3 separate regions of the Homo sapiens genome follow, and all the other regions are linked to region 2. The links are chromatin loops, found by intact Hi-C in ENCODE. Cell type or tissue: OCI-LY7. All regions are shown on one strand. Region 1 overlaps ACOXL (acyl-CoA oxidase like). Region 2 overlaps ACOXL (acyl-CoA oxidase like). Region 3 has its middle 64 kb from the start of MIR4771-2.

The links. Hi-C counts contacts between places; a loop is a spot of excess contacts. Peaks named below come from ENCODE experiments on the same cell type or tissue, not always from the same donor. Only the 100,000 strongest peaks of a DNase experiment are listed, where the experiment ranks them.
Region 1: it touches region 2 in a loop (10-fold over the local background); 2 of 110 quality-filtered maps call a loop at or near these places.
Region 3: a loop joins it to region 2, with 10 times the contacts of the local background. A loop is called at or near these places in 2 of 110 quality-filtered maps.

What each region holds. Positions count from the first base shown.
Region 1 is chr2:110,854,018-110,862,017 of GRCh38, reverse strand. The region is part of intron 10 of ACOXL (acyl-CoA oxidase like); the gene reads right to left. Among named protein-coding and RNA genes, the nearest start is that of ACOXL, 130 kb to the right of the region's middle. RefSeq lists an enhancer at 2,247-2,764. In OCI-LY7, CTCF peaks have their summits at 7,137 (motif pointing left) and 7,379; DNase peaks (open chromatin) are centred at 3,467 and 7,067; H3K4me3 peaks cover 1,786 bases; H3K27ac peaks cover 496 bases.
Region 2 is chr2:110,744,487-110,752,486 of GRCh38, reverse strand. All of the region lies in intron 1 of ACOXL (acyl-CoA oxidase like), which reads right to left. Among named protein-coding and RNA genes, the nearest start is that of ACOXL, 16 kb to the right of the region's middle. RefSeq lists an enhancer at 3,743-4,002. In OCI-LY7, no CTCF peak of the experiment used is centred here; a DNase peak (open chromatin) is centred at 3,826; H3K4me3 peaks cover 632 bases.
Region 3 is chr2:111,703,132-111,711,131 of GRCh38, reverse strand. No RefSeq gene overlaps it. Among named protein-coding and RNA genes, the nearest start is that of MIR4771-2, 64 kb to the left of the region's middle. RefSeq lists enhancers at 4,313-5,096, 5,097-5,882 and a silencer at 4,966-5,260. In OCI-LY7, a CTCF peak has its summit at 4,368; DNase peaks (open chromatin) are centred at 4,481, 5,141, 5,731 and 7,041; H3K4me3 peaks cover 3,817 bases; H3K27ac peaks cover 5,484 bases.

The sequences.
Region 1 (8,000 bases), 110 kb before region 2:
GTTCTGAGAGAGCAAATCCCCTTTCACAAAGCCCGTGGAGGTGCCTTTTATGCTTCCGCCATCTGTCATCACAAAATTCACAACAGCTCCCCCAGTCTCACGACACTACATGGACAATTCTGCGGGGGTCACCCGGAGCCGTTCAGAGGCTTTGACAGCAAAACAATGCTGGGCAAGGTGCAGCCCGGTGAGAAAATCCTGCTAAACAAACACAAGGGGTCAACAGCTCAGAGAGCAAGATCCACTGAAACCCACTAATTGGAAATAATTCCAAGTTTTTCAGACATTACGTAGTGACAATAAGGTGCAAACACCGGATTAGCGACCTCCAAAAGACAGAGAGCTTTTGTTCCATCTTTGTAGGAGCAGAATTTAACCCCGTGTTTTGAAATTCCCATCAACTACCCTGTGTGAATTTAAAGGTTCACCATTTAACAACATAGCCGGGGTTAGATTTTGAGTTTCTCCGTTCCAGGTCAAGAAGCAGAACCTATGTGAGGGGAAGTGGGGGGAATAGGACAAATAAAGCCCTGAAAGCAGCCAGGGAGCAGTGTTCATTCAGGCCTTCCCAGAGCTCAGTTAACTAAATGGGCACCTGAATTTTCTGTCCCACCGGGAAAAGCCATATGCATTTCCAGTGGTTTGGGTTTTTAGTACTGGTTGTCTGTAAGTCAGTCTTGTCAAGTGGTATTTGTCAAGATTTTGTTGTTTTGGTATTTTTTTTAATGATGTAGAATTTACATTGAGCTTTATAATCAAGCAAAAAGAAAGTCAGAGGTTTCTGAAAATGCCTGATGAGTGTGGAAACTGGTTTGATTTGGGAGTCAGGATTCTGTAAAAATCAATACTGAAATAAAACCGTTGTTATTGTTGATGTTGTTGTTGAGATAGGGTCTCACTCTGTTGCCCAGGCAGGAGTGCAGTGGCATGATCTCGACTCACTGCAACCTCCGCCTCCAGGGTTCAGGTGACTCTCGTGCCTCAGCTCTTCTCATGCCTCAGCCTCTCGAGTAGCTGGGATTACAGGCGTATGCCTTGTTACTCCTAGAAGCTCTTGTAGGATTTATTGTGGACTTCAGCTCAATAGAGTAACACTCGCTTCCAGCAGGACTCCGATCTGTGAGAACAGGGGAACCAGTGGATAACAGGGGGCCGTGTTAAACAACCAGCTCCCTCTGTGGTCCCCAGATGCAGATAAGCCCGGCTGCCACTTCCTGAGTGCTCTTCTACACATGTGCTTGACTTGCAGCAGATCACCTAGACATGAACTCGAGTCTCTCTCTCCAAAGCTCCTGGTCTCTGCACTGAAGATCTGGATAGAGTTCTGGCCAGAAAGGAAGGCTCTTGGGTACCCCAGGCACTCCATCTTCTGCACCAAGATTCATCGTGGTGAATTAAGTACACACACTGATCTTTTCCCGAAGACCAGTAAGCAAGTTGGGGACAGCAAGCAATGTCTCAGCCCAGGCCAGGCTCAGAGTGGCCACTCCGAAAAGGTCCAAATGACCAAGGTGATGCACAGACACCCCAGCCTCTTACTGCAGCTGCGGTGGAGCCTTTTCCTGGGTCTCTACACAGGATTAGAAAATGGCTATTCAAGGCTGGGCGCGGTGGCTCATGCCTGTAATCCTGTAATCCCAGCACTTTGGGAGGCCAAGGCGAATGGATCACTTGAGGTCGGGAGTTCAAGACCAGCCTGGCCAACATGGTGAAACCTCGTCTCTACTAAAAATACAAAAGTTAACCAGGTGTGGTGGCAGGTGCCTGTAGTCCCAGCTACTTGGGAGGCTGAGGCAGGAGAATTGCTTGATCCCAGGAGGTAGAGGTTGCAGTGAGCTGAGATGGCACCATTGCACTCCAGCCTGGGCAACAGAGCAAGACTCCACCTCAAAACAAAAACAAAAAGGCTATTTAGGCGACAACCCCACAGCACACACAAATGGAAATCTTATACTGGATAAAAGCACAAAATGTGAAACCAGTGCTGCAAAGTCACAGATAGGAAGCAGGAAGGGAAAGACAGGGTTGGGAGTAGGCAGGTTGTGAGAACCGGGCTGAGGTTACTGGGGCATCTCTGTGGCTGAAGAAGGGCAAGGAAATGGCTTTCCAAGGATTCTAGAAGCCGCCTCCTCTCTTCCCTCTTCGGTGAGTCTGAGGGATGCCTGGGGAGTCCTAGCATTGATCCCACAGGCCAGGAACTTGGTTGCCACCCTCAGATGCAAGGTGAGCATCACACTCCTTAGCCTGGGGTCCTGCTGGGGTGCCAAGCGCCTGGTGAGCAAAGACCCCTCAGCAAATAAGACCTTATGTCTGCCATCCAACCCTCTTGTTTGCAGAGCATCCTAAAATACGATTCCACAAGTTGGAAATGGAATCGGGTTTCACCACTGGCAAAGCCCCTCTCCATGCAGCCGGCTGCCGTCAACAGCAGCTGCATTTCCTCCGCCCTTCTCCCTAGGCACCCAGTTGGTTTTCCTCCTTCTCCTTCCTCCAGGTGTGCTCTTGCCAGAGCTTGCCCCAATAAGTCTCCCTTTCATAGTGTTCTGATGAATAGATTGTCTGTGTTTTCTTTTGCCTTCTTGTTAATGGCCTGAACTATCCTCCAGCAACCCAGCTGTGCATGTCAAATAAAATGTATTGGGGTCAGATGGATCCTCACATAGCACTGAAATGCACAGCACACGAAACAAAGCACATCTAGCCACCACTCGCACACTCTAGAAAGCTACGCTCAGAAGCAGCACAACTGCCACAAAAGCCACCCAGACTACACAGCGTCCGGTCAAATGGCATCTTTTCATATCATCAGTCCATTCTCTTTCTCTTTGTTTTGGATTTTTCAAATATGGTTATGCAAAAGGTTTCTGTTTTTAAACTCACTATGCAAATACTAACATTTTACAAAGCCCAGGCAGATAAAATCAGCTCAGGTTGAACGTATCCTAAACGCAGAGCTATAACTGATTCAACTTTGCAATTTGACCTTTAATTGTCATATAGAAATGGAGAAACGCATGTAGATGAGTGGCGAATTTTATTGTGTTATATACAAAGGTACCGCCTCGCACGAAGCATGCAAACTCTCTTCAAAGGATTAAATATTTCAAAACTGAAGGAAAATGAGAAGGCAGGCTTCCTGTTTGAGACACACAGAGGAAGAGGGGTCTTTTAAACCTGTAATAAAACAGGTGGGCTTAAGAAACTCAGAAAAAGGTGTAAGGAAATATACTCTGCCTGGCACCGTGATATTTTAAAGAAATAACATTTGTATTTTGTTCCATAACTAAATCGAATCAGCTAACGCCATAGGGAAAGTACATGTGTTTGCAACGCAGCCCAGAGTCAGCTTGTTACATCTGACTCTCTGTTCTGGTTACAAACATCTCTCTGTTCAGCCTGCTGGTGCATACAGACACTCTCACAGCTGAGGACAGATGTGGCTAGCAACGCCTTGTGAAGCAAATGTCAGGCAGCAGACTGCTACCACAGGCTCACACACCTGCAGGTGACATCACCGAGCTTTATCTTACCCCAGAAATCTATTAACATGCAGAAACAAGTGTCACCCAACCAAAACCCACTCTTAGAAAGCATTGGCCTCATCAGCGTGAGAAGGGAAATGACAAACGAGATGCGGAACTTCCACTCAGCTCCACGTCTGTCTCGGGGAGTAGGAAGGATCCCCTGTTCCCCACCCGGACTTCCCAGGACACCTGTTCTCTAACATCGAAAGGATGTCAGATGCAGCCAGAACAAACAAAAGCTTTGGAGAAAACTCCATTTCCTGGATATTGCCTTTTTCCTTTGTTTCAGGGAATTTTGTCTTTTGCAGCAAAAAGTAGCTAATACCAGTGAGTTTTCACTAATTTCTTGTCCCCGAAACAGATATCTTCTTTGGCTGTAACTAGGCAGATAGCAGGTACTCGATATATGTCCAGAGCACCTAAAAAATGATATATATCTGAGATGCACTTTAAGGTACCCTAGCCAGCATCCAGGCACAGTGGCTCACATCTGTAATCCCAGCACTTTGGGAGGCCGAGGTGGGTGGATTGCTTGAGGCCAGGAGTTCAAGACCAGCCTGGGCAACATGGCAAAATCCTGTCTCTACAAAAAATACAAAAATGAGCTGGGCGTGGTGGTACACGCCTATGCTTCCATCTGCTCGGGAGGCTGAGGTGAGAGGATGGCTTGAGCCTGGGAAGCAGAGGTTGCAGTGAGCCGAGATCAGGCCACCGAACTCCAGCCTGGGCAACAGAGCCAGGCCCTGTCTCAATCAATCAATCAATCAATTAATCAACAAAAACTATGTTAAAAATAAATAAATAAATAAAATACTCTAGCCAGAGATAAAAGGGAGGATAGGGTGAACTAAAACTGTCAAAATGTTGATAATTGTAGAAACTAAGAGACAAATAATAGGGAATCCACTATGCTACTCTCCCTCGTGTTTAAAATTTTCCATAATAAAAATATTTTTTAAACGTGTAGCAAGATTTCCAGTTGTTGGCCCAAACCCTCTTCCTCCCATCCTTGGTAATAAAGTCCTAAGTCTGCTCATGTAACCTACTCTTCTCTATGGAGCCACTAACTAACCCAATCACAGTCACCCCAATGCTTCTTGCCTTTGATGGCCTTAGGAATGGACGGATGGGTTTATCTGGCCAATGAGAGATGAAGGAAAGTCTCTTGAAGGGTTTCCGGAAAAAAAGTTTCCATGCTGCTAAAAAATGACATATGGGAAAACACGGGTCCCCCTTTTCTCAATCTTCTACATCTATATGTGAGAGCAAGAACCTCAGCAGCCATATTGTGACCATGAGTGAGTCGGTCAAAGACAAAACTGACATGTTGAGTTGCAGAGAAGAAAGATCAAAGCCACTCTGGTCCTTGAGGTGTCACGGAGCCCCTGAAATAACCACCCTGAAACTGCCCCACTTCAGGAATCATTAAGAGAGAAAACAATCCACTTCCTATCTAAAATAGTTAAGCCAGGGTCATAGCTAAAGGCATCCTACCTGATACGAAATAACTGTTTGATGAATGAAGAATGAATAAGACTCCAAAGCACAAAGAATTGTCAGAGAGTCTTAACAGCATCATCTGAGTCTTAGAAAAATCAATGTCCTTGGAATCCCATACAAGAGTTGGGATTTACATTGTATATTCTCTTTGCACACAGGGTCTTCTGGCTTTTACAGTAGGTCCCCCTTCTGTACCGGGGATACATTCCAAAACTCCACTAAATGTTTAAAACCAGGGAGAGTACTGAACCCCACTGCCAACCAGACATATTCCTGTCCATGTCTTCCACCCACAAATTTAATTTCCATCTTAATTAAGTGCTTATCACCCCTGTGGCTGTACCTTTTACAATTTGAGGTGTGACAGCAAAACTAGCACAAATTTCTTTTTCCTTCTTCACAATTTCACAGGTAGAAGACTCCTTCTTTCTGTAGATCTTAGCAACCGCAGCATATGATTGCTTTTCTTTTCTTATGAAGTCGAGAACTTTCACTTTTTTACCTAAAGGAAACACTTTATGGCTTCTCTTTGGCATATCCCAATTGCCAGCATCACGACTCTTGTGTTTTGGGGACATATGAAGTCAAATAAAGATGACTTAAACACAAGCACTGTGACACCATGACAAGCCATCTGATCACTGAGACAGCTACTAAGTGACTAACGGGTGGGTAACCTGGACAAGGGGAGGATTCCATTCAGGATGGGATGGAGCAGGATGGCTTCAGATTTCATCATATTGAGAGGTGAAGCCAGCTGGATTTCCTGGGTCGAGTGGGGACTTGGAGAACTTTTCTGTCTTAGGAGAGGATTGTAAAATGCACCAATTAGCATTCTGTAGCTCGGATTGTAAAATGCACCAATCAGCGCTCTGTAGCTAGCAAGAGGATTGTAAAATGCACCAATCAGTGCTTTGTAAAATGCGCCAATCAACGCTCTGTAAAATGCACCAATCAGCAGAATCCTAAAAGTAGCCAATCACAGGGAGGATTGAAAAAAGGGCATTCTGATAGGACAGAAACAGAACATCAGAGAGGTCAAATAAGGGAATAAAAGCTGGCCACCCCAGCCAGCAGCGGCAACCCGCTGGGGTCCCCTTCCACCCTGTGGAAACTTTGTCCTTTTGCTCTTCACAATAAACCTTGCTACTGCTCACTCTTTGGGTCCAAGCCATCTTTAAGAGCTGTAACACTCACTGCGAAGGTCCGCGGCTTCATTCTTGAAGTCAGAGAGACCACAAACCCACCAGCAGAAACCAACTCCGGACACAACATTACTCAGGATGGCACACAATTTAAAACTAATAAATTGTTTCTGAAATTTTCCATTTAATATTTTCAGAACAAAATTGACCACAGGTAACTGAAACCACAGAAAGTGAAGCATTGGGTAAAGGGAAATTACTGCATTTCACAGTACATATCATATATTTTTATTTCTTTGACAAGCAATCAGGTACATCCTTGTATCTTCTCCTGTAAAGTTGCTTTTTGATTTGTTTGGTGCATTTTCTCAAATCGTATCTCATATTCACAGCTCTGCCCAGGTCAGCAGAGATTCCTAATACACTAGAAAGAACACAGTCTTTATTGAATGGCTATGTGGCCTCGGACAAACTCCTCAACCTCTCTGAGCATTAGTGCCCTTATCTCTAAAACAAAATTAGTAACACCCATTTTAGGGGCTATGACAGTTAAATGAGGAAGCGTTTAAGCAATATGTCATCTATAGCATTGCACACTGATGTCTCCTCCACATCAAGACTAGTTTTAAGGTCAGGAATAACTGTTGCCAACTGGCAGAATCAGTTTTTTTCTTCTACACTTGCTTTCAGGTATACAAAAAAGATGTAAGAAGTATAAAAGATGAAACGATTTTCCTCCATATGAGCAGTTTTGCCTCCAACACCTAATGTTTCCTTTTTTCCTACCTACACTCATCACAGAAGACATGTGATTTAAAAGAAGACTCTCAAAGGTTTCCTTTCAAACAAGACAAGTCCCATGGGGTAGGTCAATTCTCTCAACTGGGACAGTTTCTTAAAGCAAGAGTTGGTAGCTTCCTCCCCAGGGCCATCTGCTGGCCATCAGGTGGGACAGATTCCAGGGAAGGTGGAGGTGGGGTGCTAGGCTGAGCAGAGCAGTAATCTCTGCATCCTTGACCCCATGCCAGAGGACAGGGGCCACTGTCTCCTTCTTGTTTTCAAGGGAGAAAATAGAAACTGGTCCCTCTGCTTGAGAAGGGCCACCTCTCCCTTGGGTTAAGCAAGAGCTTTCCAGATCTCTGCCAGGTGGTGGCCCTCAATGGCCTCTGCCACATCATCCCTGCACCTGAAGTCTCCTTAATGCTCTTCCATAAACCTACTCAGTCATTACTTAAATAGGGAAATTTTCCATGAGCATGGCCTGCCCTTCCAGCCCTGACACTCTCCAAACAGCACTTTATCCCCCTGCTGGTGGAGAGCAAACAAACACCCTCCTTGGGGGCTGGGGCTGAATCAAGGCTCTGAGCCCTAGGGAACCATCCCAGCACCCTGGGTGGTGTTGGTGACACACTTTGGGGAAAAGTCTTCTGCTGGGAGTCAGAGGCCTGAGTTTGAATCCCCAAGTCCACCTGGTGTGGAACCTCCACATCCTGCCTCCTTCATGGAGATGTGGTAGGTTCTGCCTGGACGATCACAAAGAGGTACAGGCAGAAGATGCCTGGAAATTGTACCAACAATGCTAATCATATCCTCTACCCACTGTGTGCCTGCAAATCTCTTCTTCCCCCTCTCTTCTTCCCCTCAGAAGTTGCTGCCAGCCCATGCTGCACAGCCTGAAGGGCAGGGCACACCCTCCCCACACATGCAAACAGACACACACACACATGCACACGCACACAGACATGCACACACATGCCTTGGAGCATCGAGTGCTTCCTTTATCACCCTTAGGTTGTGATAGTACTCCCACCAGGGTCACCAAAGGCAGACA
Region 2 (8,000 bases):
AAATTATTTTTTACTTCTTTTATTTATTTATTTTGAGACAGGGTCTCATTATGTTGCCCAGGCTTGTCTTGAACTCCAGGCCTCAAGCGATCCTCCTTCCTCAGCCTCCCAAGTAGTTGGGACTATAAGTACACCAACATGCCCAACGTATTTTTTGTATTTTGAATATTAAAGAAATAGGCCAGGTGCGGTGGCTCACATCTGTAATCCCAGCACTTTGAGAGGCCAAGGCAGATGGATAACCTGAGGTCATGAGTTCAAGACCAGCCTGGCCAATATGGTGAAACCCTGTCTCTACTAAAAATACAAAATTAGCCAGGTGTGGTGGCACATGCCTGTAGTCCCAGCTAGGGAGACTTGCTTGAACCCAGGAGGCAGAGGCTGAAGTGAGCCAAGATCGTGCCATTGCACTCCAGCCTGGGCGAGACAGAGCAAGACTCCATCTGGAAAAAAAAAAAAAAAAGAAGAAGAAAGAAAGAAAGAAAAGAAATGGGATTATCTACTATGTATTCTTTTGTGTCTGGCTTCTTTCACTTAGCAATGGCTAATTAAGAGTCATCTTTAGTATCTGTTGTAGTTGTGGTTCATTCATTTTCATCGTTATACAAGATTAAATTGAATTAATATACCACTAAAATATGTTGAGTCAACAAATTGTGTGATTCTGATAATAAGTTCTAAAACAGACAAAACTAACCAATACTGGGGTGAAAAACACACACAACCGTGGTTACCTCCAGGAGGGTGGAGGCAAGGGTTGACTGGCAAGGGTATAAGAGAACTTTTTGGGGCGATGATAATGTTCTATGTATTTTGATAGGGGTTGGGTTACATAGGTGTATATATTTGGCAAAGCCCTGAGAATGTACACTTAAGATTTTTGCATTTCATTGTATGAAGTTCTACAGCAAATGAAAAAGATCTGGCATGTATTGAAGTCTTCTTAGCAGTATGCACACTGAGTTATTTAGGGGGAAGAATATTTATGTTAGTAATTTTGAAATGCACCCAAAAACCCAAAAATGGGATATGGTGAATAGAGAGATCAATAGATGGGCAAATACGTGATAAAGCAAGTATAGTAGCATGTTAATGCCAGAATCTAGGTAGTGGATATAAAGATCCTCAATGTCAAGGTCTTCCCATTTTTGTGCATGTCTAAATTTTTTTTTTTTTTTTTTTTTTTTTGAGACGGAGTCTCGCTCTCGCCCAGGCTGGAGTGCAGTGGCACGATCTCGGCTCACTGCAAGCTCCGCCTCCCAGGTTCACGCCATTCTCCTGCCTCAGCCTCCCAAGTAGCTGGGACTACAGGCACCCGCTACAATGCCTGGCTAATTTTTTTGTATTTTTTTAGTAGAGATGGGGTTTCACCATGTTAGCCAGGATGGTCTCAATCTCCTGACCTCATGATCCGCCTGCCTCGGCCTCCCAAAGTGCTGGGATTACAGGCGTGAGCCACCGCGCCCAGCCGCATGTCTAAATTTTTAAATATAAAGTGTTGGGGCCAGGCATGGTGGCTCACACTTGTAATCCCAGAACTTTGGGAGGCCAAGGCAGGCGAATCGTTTGAGCTGAGGAGTTCAAGATCAGCCTGGGCAACATGGCGAAGCCCCATCTCTACAAAAAATACAAAAATTAGTGGGGCACCTGTAGTCTCAGCTACTCAGGAGGTTGCAGTGGGAGGACCACTTGAGCCTGGAAGGTCAAGGCTGCACTGAGCCAGGATTGTGCCACTGCACTCCAGCCTGAGCAACAGAGCAAGATCCTGTCTCAAAAAAAAAATTATACATATATATATATATACACACACACACCCATACACATACACACACAAATATATGTGTATTTGTTTATATATAATATGTATATGTTTATATATAATATGTATAATATGTAATGTATATATATGTATATATATAGTAGTGGAAAAAAGTAGATGATCAGAAATGGAATTATGGTAGGGCCATTGTTTTCTTAAGTAAGAACTTTGTGCACAAAAGTTGGTTTCTAAATACCGTTCTCAAATAAAAGAAACTAGGGCTCCTTGGATAAATGGCTGATTCTAGGACAGGGGCAGGGAAAATATAAGATGAGCCCGAAACTCCCAATGGCCAAAGCTGGAACAATTTGAGCAACAAAAATGTGCTGTTAGATTGTAACCCAAAATATAAAATAAACATGTTAGTCTATACTGATATAAGTAAATGATTTAATAAATAAATACATGGGGGAAAGAGATCAACCTCCTATAAGAAATAATTTGTGTAGATACTCTCTCCTCCAGAAAATGGAGCTTAACTAGCCCCACCTACCCACTCACCCAACTTGAATGTTGGACAGATTGAATGACTAGTTTCCAGAGAAGGAAAAGGTAACTGTACAGTGGAGAAACCTGACAAGCACTACAAACATCACCAGGGATAAGCCATGTCGATGGAATGTACTCACTAATACGATGTGATGCTCAGGATATTCTTCCCAACACCCATAATTCCAGTCTAGTCATACGGAAAACACAGACAAACCCAAATTGAGAGACATTTGACAAACACCTGACCAGTACTCTTCAAAACAGCCAGGTCATGGAAAGCATGAAAGACAGAGGAACTGTCACAGACCAGGGGACCCTGAGGACGTGTGACAGCAAAACACAGTGTGGCATCCTGGATAGGACCCTGGAGCAGAAATCGACCACCAGTGGGAAAACTAAAGAAATACAAACCAAGTCTAGAGTTTAATAGATGCTGCTTTGTTTTTCTGAGATGCAGTCTCCCTCTGTCACCCAGGCTGGAGTGCAGTGGCGCGATCTCGGCTCACTGCAACCTCCACCTCCCTAGTTCAAATTATCCTCTTGCCTCAGCCTCCAGATTAGCTGGGATGACAAGTGCCCGCCACCGTGCCCAGCTAATGTTTTTGTATTTTTAGTAGAGACAGGGTTTCGCCATGTTGGCCAAGCTGCTCTCGAACTCCTGACCTCCAGTGATCCACCGGCCTCAGCCTCCCAAAGTGCTGAGATTACAGGCGTGAGCCACCCTGTCCGGCCTGTCAATGCTGCTGTCTTCGTTTTGACAAATGTGCTATGGTTGTGTAAGATGTTAACAACAGGGGAGGATATATGGCAAATCTCTGTACTATGCTTTGTAACTTTTCTATACACTGAAAATTATTGCAAAATAAAAAGTTTATTTTAAAAAGAAGGAATAGCCAAGGCAACACAAACAACAAAATGACCTTTGTGCATTAAAAATGAAAACAAAAAGCTGAAACATTTTTAAAAACAGTCTTTGTGCATGGTTTTCTCAAAATCTAAATCAAAAATCAATTTTGATCTAGTGGAAAACACATCTTCAGATACCAAATTTGAATGCCATCATGACCAGGGACACCCTAGGTGTCCACCCTTCGACCACAGAATGATTCCAGGTAGCACAGACATTCTGGAATTAAGCATCAACACGAACTTCAAAATCAAGCTGCTTTCACAGCATGCTCCTGCTTTAATAACCTGCCCCTTTTTCCTGGTCCCTTTTGCAAGTTTGCTTCCAGAAACACCTCCGATTCAGCCTGTGATAATTCCCTACAGCATTCTCTTCTTGTTGAAAACGGCAAGAATAAAAAATGCTTTATGTCCAACACCAACAAGGTGAAACCACGGCCAAGCAGTCACACAAATGACAGGTGGGCATGAAGAACAAATCCCCAAAGGCGGAGAGCAAAGAAACCATCTGCCTTCTAGTAAACACCACAGCTGCATAAACACCGCAGCTGCACCCACAGCTCAACCTCCTACCGCCAAAGCATTCACCCCACTCCCAGGAGCCACCTGCACAGCCTGATGAATTGATGGTGAATGGAAACAGAAACTGTTTAATCATCTTGTGGTAACTGGCAAACACTGCAAGCTCTGAACCAGCAAGGGAGACTGAGAAAATGCGAAGACAGGGCTTTCTAAGTACTGTGGTTTAATTTCAGTTGTGAAGTCACTCAGCCGGGGAAATGTACAGCTGCTAATTGGCAAAGTCTACAAAGGTAGCAGGGAAGAAAGACTCAGGAGATAGAAAAAGGGAGGCAGAGGAAGAAAAGATCCCCTGCACCAGAGATAAAGCCTGATAGGCACTTCCAATCCACCCCCCTGCATCCTGGGCACTCCACGGAGTGCAGTGAGGAAAAGGGACACTCCCTCTCCAGCCTTCCTTTCTCCCATCTTTCCTTGTTTCCTTGCCTCCTTACTTAAGTTTTCATTAGGCACCTGCACCACGCTAAGTAGGAAGAATCCAAGATACCTTGGCCCATTCCTCTCCTCAGAGAGCTCAGACTCTAGCATAGAAGACAGAGGAGCAGGAGTGTCCCACCAAGACAGGGAGAGAAATTTTTCACATTATCACTAAGCCCCACGTGGCCAGGGCTCTGCCGCCTCACAGGGGATGGATGGCATGGTTGTTTTCTGCAGAAGAAAACCTTTAGTGCAGCAACTACCTGTACTTACTGTCAGGATGAGCTGCAGGGGTGGCAAGAAGACAGAGTGAGAACCATATTCCTCTGCAGATGCCAATAAGAGGGGCATATGTGGGCAGAGAGAGGAGGCCCCCAGGAGGAGAGAATGGGGAGGAGGTGGTAAGGTAGAAAGGGCTGGAAGGGAGCAGACAGGAAGTAAAGGGAGAAACAGGACCACATGAGCAGAGATGCAAACAGATATAACCTCCTAAGACAACAACACAAGCCATAAAAAAAACACAAAAACATTTCTTCACTAGGTAAAGGTATGTCGGTTTTGGCAGACACTGCTGGTGGCTCTTCCTCCCCTGCCAGGATTCTGAGGTAGGTCACTCCACTGCCCAGCCCCAGGGCACGTCTGATTGACTCAGGTCATCACAGGGTCCCAACCTCCAGGAAAGTGATCAGCTTAGAAATGAAATTTGTTGCTTGAAACGAGGACGGTTATTTTTATAGTGTGAATTTAGGAGACACTGTGGCTAGAATGGCACACGAGAGGCTAGCTGAGAAAACAAAAGTGGGTGTGCAGCCCCAGCTGTTAAACACACCAGAGGATGCACCCAGTCCTGTGGCCAATGGATATAACCAGGCCTGACTCCCTCCTGAGGCTGCACTCTGCCCATGGGATGGCTGAGTCTGCTGGCTTGCAGGCTCCTTGTTTCTGGCTGTCGTTTAAATATGATGCAATTGGTCACCCAAAGGATGTCTCTAGTTGTTAGAAACAAACTCACCCATCCAAACCCAAAGAATGGACTCAGAGACCCAGAAAACAGCCAAAGTGAGACTTTTAATGACAGTCTTGTAAGATCAGGCGTCTGATAGGCAGGCAGACCCAGCACAGTTTCAACAAGCAATTCATCCCCTAGTGTGCAGGTCCCTCCCCCAGTTCCTCATAGGTTGAGTACTATGGGGTCACAATCTTCCTGGATGTCACCAACTGATTGTTGGGTAGGGGCTTTAGATGTCTTTTTTAGGGTTCTTTTGCTGCATTTTATTTCAGCCCACAGTACATTGCAATCCTAGTTAGCTCAGGGCTCTTCAAGTACATTTGACTTATGACCTAAGTAGCTGGGCAGGCTGATAAGAACAGATAAAGTGAGCTATTTTGGAGACTAGTAAGCTTTCATCTTAGACTAAACTTTTTTGGTTCAGGTGAAGGCAACTAAAGGGCGGGGGGAGAAGAGGGGGAAAGGGGGAGGCCGACAAGCAGGCATCCGCTATTTAAGCAGGGGCCTAGTATATCCTGTTTCTTCGGTAGTTCGCTGACCTAAGTCAATTTAAGGCACTTTGTCTTGGAAAGAGACCACTGTATACATTATTTCCTTCATGGTGGAGCGTGACTGTGCACCAATTCTGCAGGCGTCTACGGTGCAAACTCATCGTCTTCAACAACAAATCCATTCGACGTACATGTGGAGGAAGCCCCCTCATGGAGGCAGGCAACATGCCCAGGAGCCGGGTCCCATGCTGGAATCTGGGAGCCACTCATGCACTTACTTGTCCATTTACAAGTAAATGGGAAGTAGGAAGGTGGACATGGCGATTCCCTCAAGGGCCAACTACAATCTGAATTGTAGTTGGATCTTGGGGTCTGAGATCACTTAGGGACAAAGGAAAGGTTGAGTCAATATTCTCCCATGGCTATCAGGAGGGGCAGAGAGAACAGCCAGGGATCTGGGGGTCTCAGTGATTTCTGCAGCATTCACAATAAGCCCATAGACACTGTTGAAAAAAAACAGAGGTTTGCATATGTTCCGTAAAGGCATTGTTATGAAGAGAAGGACGGCAATCGGAGTCCCCTGCTCAGCTCTGCAGTCAACATCTGTCTACAGCTGTAATCTGGGTAAGCACCATTCTCAACTCCTGGTCTCAACCCATGGGCAAAGCTTTACTTGTAGAGTGAGAACAGAGTATAAATCTTGCCAGCCTTGACGTTGTAAGGTAGAGGATACAGAGAAGAGACTTAAAGAGAAGAGATACTATCAACACTCAGTGCAACAGGGTAAAGAAAAATAAAAATGATACACACTAACAGGAGGTGACAGGAGACTCTCCAGTCCCCTTGCAGGAAAAGAAAGGGGCAGAGGTGGCTGCTTTCCCTGACTATGGTGCAGATCAAAGTTCTGCACTCTCAAGACACAGTAAGAATGACTTTAGCTAGAAAACCAGTCCAGGTTTCCTCAGAATTGCAGCCACTTTCAGAAGCAGTGAGGAATGGGTATTGATGACACTTCATCTCTTTAGTCAGACATTGGTTCCTTGCACGGGTAATATTTTCATTTGGAATCAGTCGGCAAGCGTCTACCCAGAAAAACAAAAATATTGCTGATCTTCAGATCAAAGTCACAGAAAAGGAAGGTAGTAGAACCCCCACTAACTTCCCATTTAAGGCAGAAATGCCTGACCTGTGGCTTCCCGGGCTCTCTTCTGTGACATTACTTCAATCACTAGAATGGTCCAGAGACTAAGGGAAAGCATCTGCTGTCCCTTCCCCGAGCTACATCACCCATTTTCCCTTGCAGACACCCACTCCCTCTGCCCAAACTACATGATGCTGGTTGTTGACCCCCCACCTTCTGGTGTGGGCAGACACTGACTAGACTGGGCCAATCCTTGCTCCTGGCCCCAGTGACCACTGCAAGGAAGAGCAATGGCCAGCTGGGTTGGTCAGGCTGAAAACCAAAAAGGGTCCCTCTCTTCCTGCCTGGCTGCTGAGCTGTTGCACATGTGCCATAGCTCTGAAGGCCACGAGGTGGACAGGGCCTGTCTGGACAGGAAGAGAGCAGGTCAGGGGATTCCTGAAAGTGCCACCCAAGCACCTGGATTCCAGCCTCCACACCTGAGGCCAATGTGAGCTGCATTTCTGACTCTGCAACTGAAACAGGAGCAACTACTTATGCTAATAACAGTGCTTAGGGTTGCAAGCAACAGAAAACCAACTCGCATTAACCTGAACGGTAAAGGGCAGTTGCTACCTCAGGGAACTGGCAAGGCAAACTTGGGGCAGGCTTCAGAGCAGGTTTGATTCTGAGGCTCAAGTGTGTCCTAGAACTTAGTGTCTGTCTACTCTGCCTCCATGGGCCACTTCATCCTAGAGGTGGTCTCCCTCAAAATGACAAAATGGCTGCACCAGGGCTAGCTTCATACTCAAACTCCACCCTCTCCAAGATGAGAGAGTATGCCCCTCTGACAGATCTCGCAAGTAAGCAAGGAAGTGTCTTTTGCCGGCACACCAAAAAACCTCCTCCCCTCCTATTTCATTGACTACAGTCAGGTCACATGACTGTTTCTGAACCAACTCCTGTGGCCAGACGGTGGCTATGCCTGAATGGCTTCCTCCAGGGTTTACAAGATAGGTCCTATGGCAAAGTGTGGGAGGAGTGTGAAGTGACTGGTCAACTGTGGGAGAAGGTTGTAGGTAATGTAGGGAGGGGACGTGAAGTAAGGACAAGTGCTTACCTCACTGATACTGTGCTTGATGAGGAAGCAAAAGAAATTACCACCAG
Region 3 (8,000 bases), 960 kb before region 2:
CTGCAAAGCGCATGTTGTTGACCTTGGCCTTAGCAGCCTCTGCTGAGGCCTGCTTTAGGAGGGAAAGCCTCAGGCAGCAGAGTCGCAGAGCTCGGCCCTACCACCAGCTTCCAAAACATGGCATCCAGAAGAGCTTCAGTTCAAAACCAAACCTCGCTGTAAACTTGCAACTGAAATTGTTGCAAGTTCCCTGTGGGTGAGAAACACAGGGCAGTGTGTCTGCATCCTTCCCTGTCGTGGAACCTGCCATGTCCCAGCAGCCACCAGGGTCCTGGCCCTCCCCTCCCCTCTCCCCTGGGCCGCTGTCATTAGCCCAGCTGACTCCCAGCCCCCTCCCTTCCTCTGTGCCTGGCACCCTGGTTCTGCTTTTAGAGGAGCCGGCCTTGGCTGAGCAAAGTGGCCAGCATTGGGAGGGAGCAGAATGGCTCCTGTTATTCCCTCCCTTCCTCAGTTTGGAGCAGGAAGCATCCACCTCTTCCATCCACCTGTAAGAGTCTTTCTTACATCCACCTGTAAGAGTCACCAATGACTATATCTGGAGACTTATTCGTTTCTGTGGCTTGAAAAAAGCTTTTCAAAATATGAAAATCCCTTGTATTTACATAGCTTTTTCACTCTTCGAAGGCTTCACTCATGATCTGGTTTAGTTGCCTTCAAGCCCCATGTCTGGAAAGGCAGTGGGCAGAGACATATTTTATAGACCCTGCAGCCCGCAGAGCAGAAGAGGCTGAGGGAGTCCTTCACGTTATCCTGGCAGTGGCAGGAGTTCTAAGCAGTCTCCCTCAGGATTCCCTGAGCTGTGATGGCCTAGCTCACTCCATAGATGGACGCTTCCAGGCCGGCTGGAATGCTGCCCCTTCCCGTGGATTTGGGTTGACTCCCAGGCTGACCACAGAAAGAAATGTCCCTTACTTCCAGAAGCTCAGGAGTGAGGGTGCAGAACACCCTTCCTGGGGGCTTCTGTATCAGCAACAGGGGCTTTCTTGCACTGCTTTGTCAGGATATTTGGGGCATGCGTAAGTCTAAGGCCAAATTCCTTGGCCTGCATTGGAGAAGCAATTTCCTTATCTAAACACGTGAAGGGCAAGTGGAAGAAGCCAGGTGGGGGGGCTCTAGGGGCATGCAGATGATTATGTAGAGTCAAAATAGAGTCAAAAGCACCCATGTAAGGGACATGTTGGCAGTGCTGCTGGGCTTCTTACTAGAGAGCACACTCTTTGCTGCTCCATCAGGGACATGCTGTCCAGTCTCTGGCCCCCTCTGCTGCAGCCATGGGGCTTCAGAAGCCTCAACCAGTGTTCCAGGTGGTCAGAGATGTCCTGTGAGATGGAAGCTGTTGCTTTCTTCAAGCTCCACACCGGGAGGATGAACTGTCAGTAACTTTATGTATCCTGTGGCTTATACCTGACACTTTTTCTTTGTTTTAAATCTCTCAGTGTAAACAGAGTAATTATATAACCCTTTCCTGCAACCCATTTATTACAGTGTTTAAAAAAATAATCTCAAAAGACGCTGTCCTAAGTCAGGTGTGCTGAGACATTTTGTTTTGAGTTTCCAGAATTACTGCAATCCTTTGTTGTTCGCCCTTGGTCCCTGCCCCATTTTGCTCTTGGGAACAGGAACCAGAGGCTGGCACTGGGCACCAGGCTCAGCTCTGCAAGAGCAAAGCCAGACCAGGACAAGAGCTGTTGATTTTTACAGCCATGTTTAACTAAAATTCCACATAGAACATTTTCTAAAAACGCAAACTTTGAACCATTTATTATGGAACATTTTTTTCTTATAATTTTTGGTAGAAATTTCTTTTCAGTAGCTTTTTAAAATTATAAAGTCAACATATAGAAAATAATAGAGGGGCAAAGAGAAGATAAAAATGAAACATAATCTCACCATCCAGAGATACCCACTTTTGACATTTTGTTGTATTTCTTCCCAGTTCTCTGTATATACACATATATGTGTAATTTTATTGTTGTTTTGGAATTCGTTGTGTATAAATTTTGTACTATAGCTTTCCACTTTGCATCATATAACTATGTTTCTGCATCATTAAATAGTCTTGAAAAACACCATCTTGAAGTTGCTACAATAGATTCCATCTTATAGCAGTGCCATAATTATTTAACTGTTCCCATATTGTGGGACAGATGCACTGTTGCCAGTTTTTTTACAACTATATATAAAGCTTCAATGAACATCTTTAAAAAGAAGTCCAAGTTTCTGACTCCTTCCTTCCCATGGTTTGCCAGAAGGGTTATTGCCAGGTGGAGGGATATAAATTCCTTTATTATAAAGGCCTGAAACCCAGATTGCCAAATTGTTTTCCAGAATAGTTCTTCCAAAGACACATGCCTGAGGCTGCCAGCAACTGCCAGCAACCTCAGCTGGGGGCTGTGGAGGTGAGAGGAGGCCATTTATTCATTGCACATTCTTTCTGTGATTTATGAGATGAAGAGAGAGGTTGAGATTTGACTTGTTGCTTACAGAGCCGTAGGCCACAACGGAGGAAGGGAATGAATGAGTGTTGAGAATGCACCTGTGTCAGATCTGATGGGAACCATAATGACCCAATGCCTATCACCCAAGCTGTGGTGAGCAGTAACATCCAGCAGGTGTGTGGACTCCTGAATTCCTGACGTTTCTTCTGACTTTTCTCTGTACCCAGTTAACAGCCAGCAGGTTCCAAGCGTGCTCAGGTCAGGCTGGACTCTCTCTCTGAAGAACATCAAAATTGTCACTTTACACGTAATTGTAAGTACACAGACTCTGGGAAGGCAGTCCTTAGGGTGTCCTGAGAGGAAGTATTGGCTTTCTGCAGTAATGTTTCTCTTTTGTTCGGGTTCAGAGGCTACTTTTCTTGCTAACTGCTGAGTTCTGAGCTCCTGGGTGAAGTAGATTCTGAGTGCCAGTGAAGCAGAACATAATGATCCTCAAATTTAGGTTTATTTCTTTAAATAACCATAAAAAAGATTTGTAGAAAGGTCTTAGCTAAAAACACGATGCCTGGAGCCAGCCATACGCTCAGCCAATGTTCGTGATGCTGAAATGAAATGAAGTGACGAATGTCACCCCAGGAGGTGTCCAAAGAGCACCCTCCAGGGGTCAAAACCTCTACCAGGCATCCATTGCCACCTCTTCCCAAGACAGCTGAGGGCCCAGGACCAGGGCAGAAGGTCAAGCATTAGACGCTCCAGGTGCCTTGTCCCCCAGGCTGGCATCTGCCCGGTGCCAGGTGCCAGTAGAAATGTGAGAAACAGTGTCCTGCTGCAGGTGTGTGACACCACAGAGCCATGGGCTGTCGTGGCTGATGTCCGTGGGGTTGAATCTGGGCTTCGGTGGCTCTGCAGACATTACTTAATCTCACTCATCATCACATCCTTCATCTATAAAATGGGCTTACAGGCTGTCCACCTTTTGAGTGGTTGGAATCACTGATGGAAAAGTTGATATTGGAAGTGTACTGAAAAACTTAGGAGGGCTGGGCACGGTGGGTCACGCCTGTCATCCCAGCACTTTATGAGGCTGAGGTGGGTGGATCACTTGAGGCCAGGAGTTCAAGACCAGCCTGGCCAACATGGTGAAACCCTGTCTCTACTAAAATACAAAAATTAGCTGTGCATGGTGGCACACGCCTGTAATCCCAGCTACTTGGGAGGCTGAGGCAGGAGAATCGCTTGAACCCAGGAGGTGGAGGTTGTAGTGAGCCGAGACTGTGCCACTGCATTCCAGCCTGGGTGACAGAGCAAGATTCGGTCTAAAAAAAAAAAGAAAAGCTTGGGAGTTGCTAAATGAATGTTACCTTCCATGTGCCTCGTCCCACAGATTGAGCAATCCAGGAGCAGAGGCAGTGACCTAGAATCACTAGGGGTGATTATCATAAGAGATTTTCAGTATGTATGGGGGCCTTTGGGGGAGATATTTTCCCTCGAACTGAGGGAGGTCTTCTTGCGTCTTCAGGTGGTGCTTGTCCCACGGGCAGGATGCACAGTGGCTCCTACACATGGGGTTTGGCAACCCTGTCCCTCCTCACCTTGGTGCCCCAGCAGTCCCTTCATATTTCTGTCCTTCGCATCTTCTCTGAATTCCTGAATTCCTAGCTGCTGCCTTGGCAGCATGGCCTGAACACTGTGCCCACTGGCGGTCGTTTAGAGGGCAGAGGTGTTCCCTGGGCTCATAGGGAGCCCAGCCGGGCACAGGGCACAGCACTTGCAGGTGGATGGAGGCTCAGGAGGCACAAGGGTATTGCGGGCAGATGAAGTGGGGCTGTCCCCTCGCCTGCCCTTGCTGAGAAGGAGACTCTGGTGGGGTCAGAGGGTCCCAGTCCCTGGCAAGGCAGCCTAGTGGGTACCATTTGGGAACAGGCAACTCATAGCCTACTGCCGCTTGTGCATGGTTCAGCCTATAGAAGGCAGCCTTGGCTTGCAGCCCAGTCCCAGTTCCTTCCAGGTGGGACCACAAGACCTGAGCTATGTGACACAGAGCATGACAACTTTCACGTGGGCCACCTCTTCTAGAATGGCTATGAGGCCTGACAGGTCCCTGCGCCCCCTTGGACAGCTAGACTTGTGACAGTAAGTGATCAAACAGGGACAGGGCCTGGTGTGTGGCCGTCCCTCTGCCCATAGGAGGTTACCAGGTCTAGGCTGAGCTGGAGCTCCATAGCACTGGTTTCTAGAATAGTGCAGATGCTGGGCCTATCCTGGAGGCTACACTTAAAATAAAAAAAGAACAAAAAAATCTTTATTAGGGTGTAACTCTTCACAGTTATTCCTAGTGCATAGGGGAGCAACTGTTCATGATGTTTTCTGGAGGCTTCTTAAAGGAAACCTCTCACCCTCTCTCGGGTGTGGCACTTGGCTGCTGGGAACAGACAGTTTATCTTGCAGAGAAAACTGTTTTGCAAGAGGTTTCCCACCATTATGGTCTGAGGGAGGGTCCCTGCCAGCTTTTCTTAGTCACTTGGGCTTAGAGGGAAGGTGGTTTTCGTTTTTTTTTCTCTGTTCTTTTTTTCTGAAGGCAAGAGCCATCTGGGGGCAGGGCACACATGGGTAATTACCCTGACTTGGAGAGACAAAAGGACTGCTGATCAGCAGTTCTCAGGGCAGCTGCAGGTGGCTGATGCTTTTGGTGGAATATCACAAAGTACCCAGGCTGGGGGTGAGTCAGAAATCCTTAGGTCACTTGTGGTTTTCTTTCATGGTTTTGCTGTGACTATTAACTTGTTTTTACTTAACAAGAAAAACAGGTGTTTGGGTGTCTGTTTGAAACAGTGCTGCCCTGCTGTTAGCAACTCACTGTAGTCACGAGGCTGCCCTGGCTTGGCGACACTGAATACCTAACTGGAATAAGGAGCAAACCCTGGAAGAAGCCGGAAGCCAGTCCCGTGAGAGGGATGGGGCATCCCTGAGCACAAATACAGAACCTGGTTGTTGTGAATTTAAATCGAACTTGGAGTCAATCAGCCAATTCATTAATTTGAATTGCTTACTTACTGCGCCAGCCCCTAGCACCCTCCTGCACAGCTTTGGAGATGAACTTCCACCTTGGAATAAGCGTGTGTGCTTGGATCTTGGCTTTGCTTTTGTATGTGTAGCCAGGTGAGCCGGCAGCTCTCACCTGAGTTGTGTTGCTTTCTGGAGGGAAATAGAGGCAGTGCCTTCGTCCACATGCTGCTGTGGGTTTTCTTTCCACCTGGCCAGGCAGCCAGATGCTGCAGCTTTTTAAGTCTCATTAACGTCAACGTGTGCACTGCCCGTTACCAGTACCAAGAGACTGACAAGAACTCCTGCCTCCCCAGCTGCAGGTGCTGAAGGCTTCCCTCAAGTCCTTAGGCCTTAAAGGATGAGTTTCAGGCTTTCTGCAAAGACTATCAGAAATGGGAATCTGGCTCAAAGCAAGTCTGTGCAATTCTGCACAGGGATCAAAGGAAATGGAGGCACCAGTTTGAGTCCTGGGCCTTGGGCCTGGACATGGCTGGGATCTGCCAGAAAAACAGACCAGGAACTCTTTTTTTTCTCTTTTTTTTGAGACAGTTTCTTGCTCTTGTCACCCAGGCTGGAGTGCAGCGGCACGAACGCAGCAACTTACCGCCGCATTGACTTCCTGGGCTCAAGCGATTCTCCCACCTCAGCCTCCCAAGTAGCTGAAACGACAGGCATGTGCCGGCTAATTTTTCAGTTTTTTGTAGAGATGGGGTCACACTATGTTGCCCAGGCTGATCTCTGACTCCTTGGCTCAAGTGATCCTCCTGCCTTGGCCTCCCAAAGTGCTGGGATTACAGACATGAGCCACCACGCCCAGCCTGCTCTTTTTTTTTTTTTTTTTTAATTTCTTTAAAAAAATTTTTAAAAAGAAAATTGGGTGGAGAAAAACAAAGTGTTTTTTAAAAGAAAAAACAAAAACAGGAGTGGGGCTGTATTCTGCAGCTTGGAGCACAGGTGACTGTAATGCCGAATAGTGATTGCTCAGGGCATAGCCTTCCCCATCCCCTTTCACCAAACCAGACCCCAAGGCTGTGGGAATTCCTGGAAATCATGGGGTACTTGTGCTCTGTCCTGTATGGCCGAGAGCTCCAAAGATTTGCTGCCTTGCTGTGCCACTGCGGCTGGCAGGGAAGAACCAGAGCAGCCGGTGAGTCAGACACTCGGGGTGATTGTTGCTGAAGTCATTTCTGAGGGAGGTGGTCAGCACCTCACTGCAACCAACTGCTCTCCAGGAGGCACCAGTTGCAAAGGTGGGCGAGTGCAGTCGCTGCAGGCAGACTTTGCTCTGTATCTTGCTGTGTCCCCAGTACTGTGGACATGCCCAGATCCCAGCAGACAGTTCATCTGTTGGATTAATCTGTTTTATTCTTTTTGAAGAAGAGGCAGTCCAGGGTGGAAAGCCTGAGAGTGCATCACCCGTCACTTCAGGAGACATCCTCACCTCCGATTCCTTATGTATATCAGATAGGGTGTTCGTGGGCCCTTCCCTGGGCCTCCCTGAGGTGTGAATTGCCTGTGTGAAGGGAAGTTGAAGCTGGTGCCTTGTAGGTCCCCTAACAGTGGCTGCAGGTGAGCCCTGAGCCATCTGGGCAAAGCCAGCTGTCATAAATGACCAAGCAAGTTGGCTTGTGGCTAAATTGATGTCCTCACCAGCATGTCCTCGCCAGAAGGGTGAAACTTCATCAGGACAGGCCGCACGCCAGTCGCAACTGCCCTTGAGGCAAATGAGAGACTCCTTCCATCTCTGCAATTCCCACACTTGGGGAGTGCCTGTGCTTTGCAGAGGCCCATGGTGAAGAGACAAGGGTGGCTTATTGTCTGGCTGGGGAAGCCCAGGGCTCAGGGCTCCTGGCACAGGGAAGGTGCCGGGAGCCCACAGGCTTCCAAGGGCCTGAGTGAGGATGGCTGGTGGATGTCTGCCCTGCTGGCCACGCTCACTACTCACCGAGGCAGAGTTGGCTCTGCTCAGCCTCTGAATGCCTAGGAGGCATTTGTTGTCTGTGCAGGGACAATGAGAATCCAGGATTAGAGGGGGACAAGGGTCCTAAAATCCACACAGGCCACTCCTAAGGTTTGTTGATTTGACTAGCATGAATTGAGTGCCTACCGTATACAGGAAACTGTGCCAGGTTCACAGGGATGTATCTGTGGCTGGTAGTGGATGAAATGAGGCATCGTGACAGGAGCTGCTGTCAAGCTTCCCGGAGCCTGAAGGTTCTTAGGGAAGTGGAGATGGGGATGACAGGGGCATTCAGGAACTACCAACAGAAGAGAAGCATTTACTCTTTTCTCTTTCTTTCTTTCTTTTTTTTTTTTTGAGACAGGGTCTCACTCTGTGGCCTGGGCTAGAGTGCAGTGTGGTGTGATCATAGCTCACTGCAGCCTCGGTCTCCCAGGTTCAAGCGATCCTCCCACCTCAGCCTCCCGAGTAGCTGGGACTACAGATGTGCACCACCACACCCGGTGAATTTTTGTATTTTTTTGTAGAGACAGGGTCTTGCCATGTTGCCCAGGCTG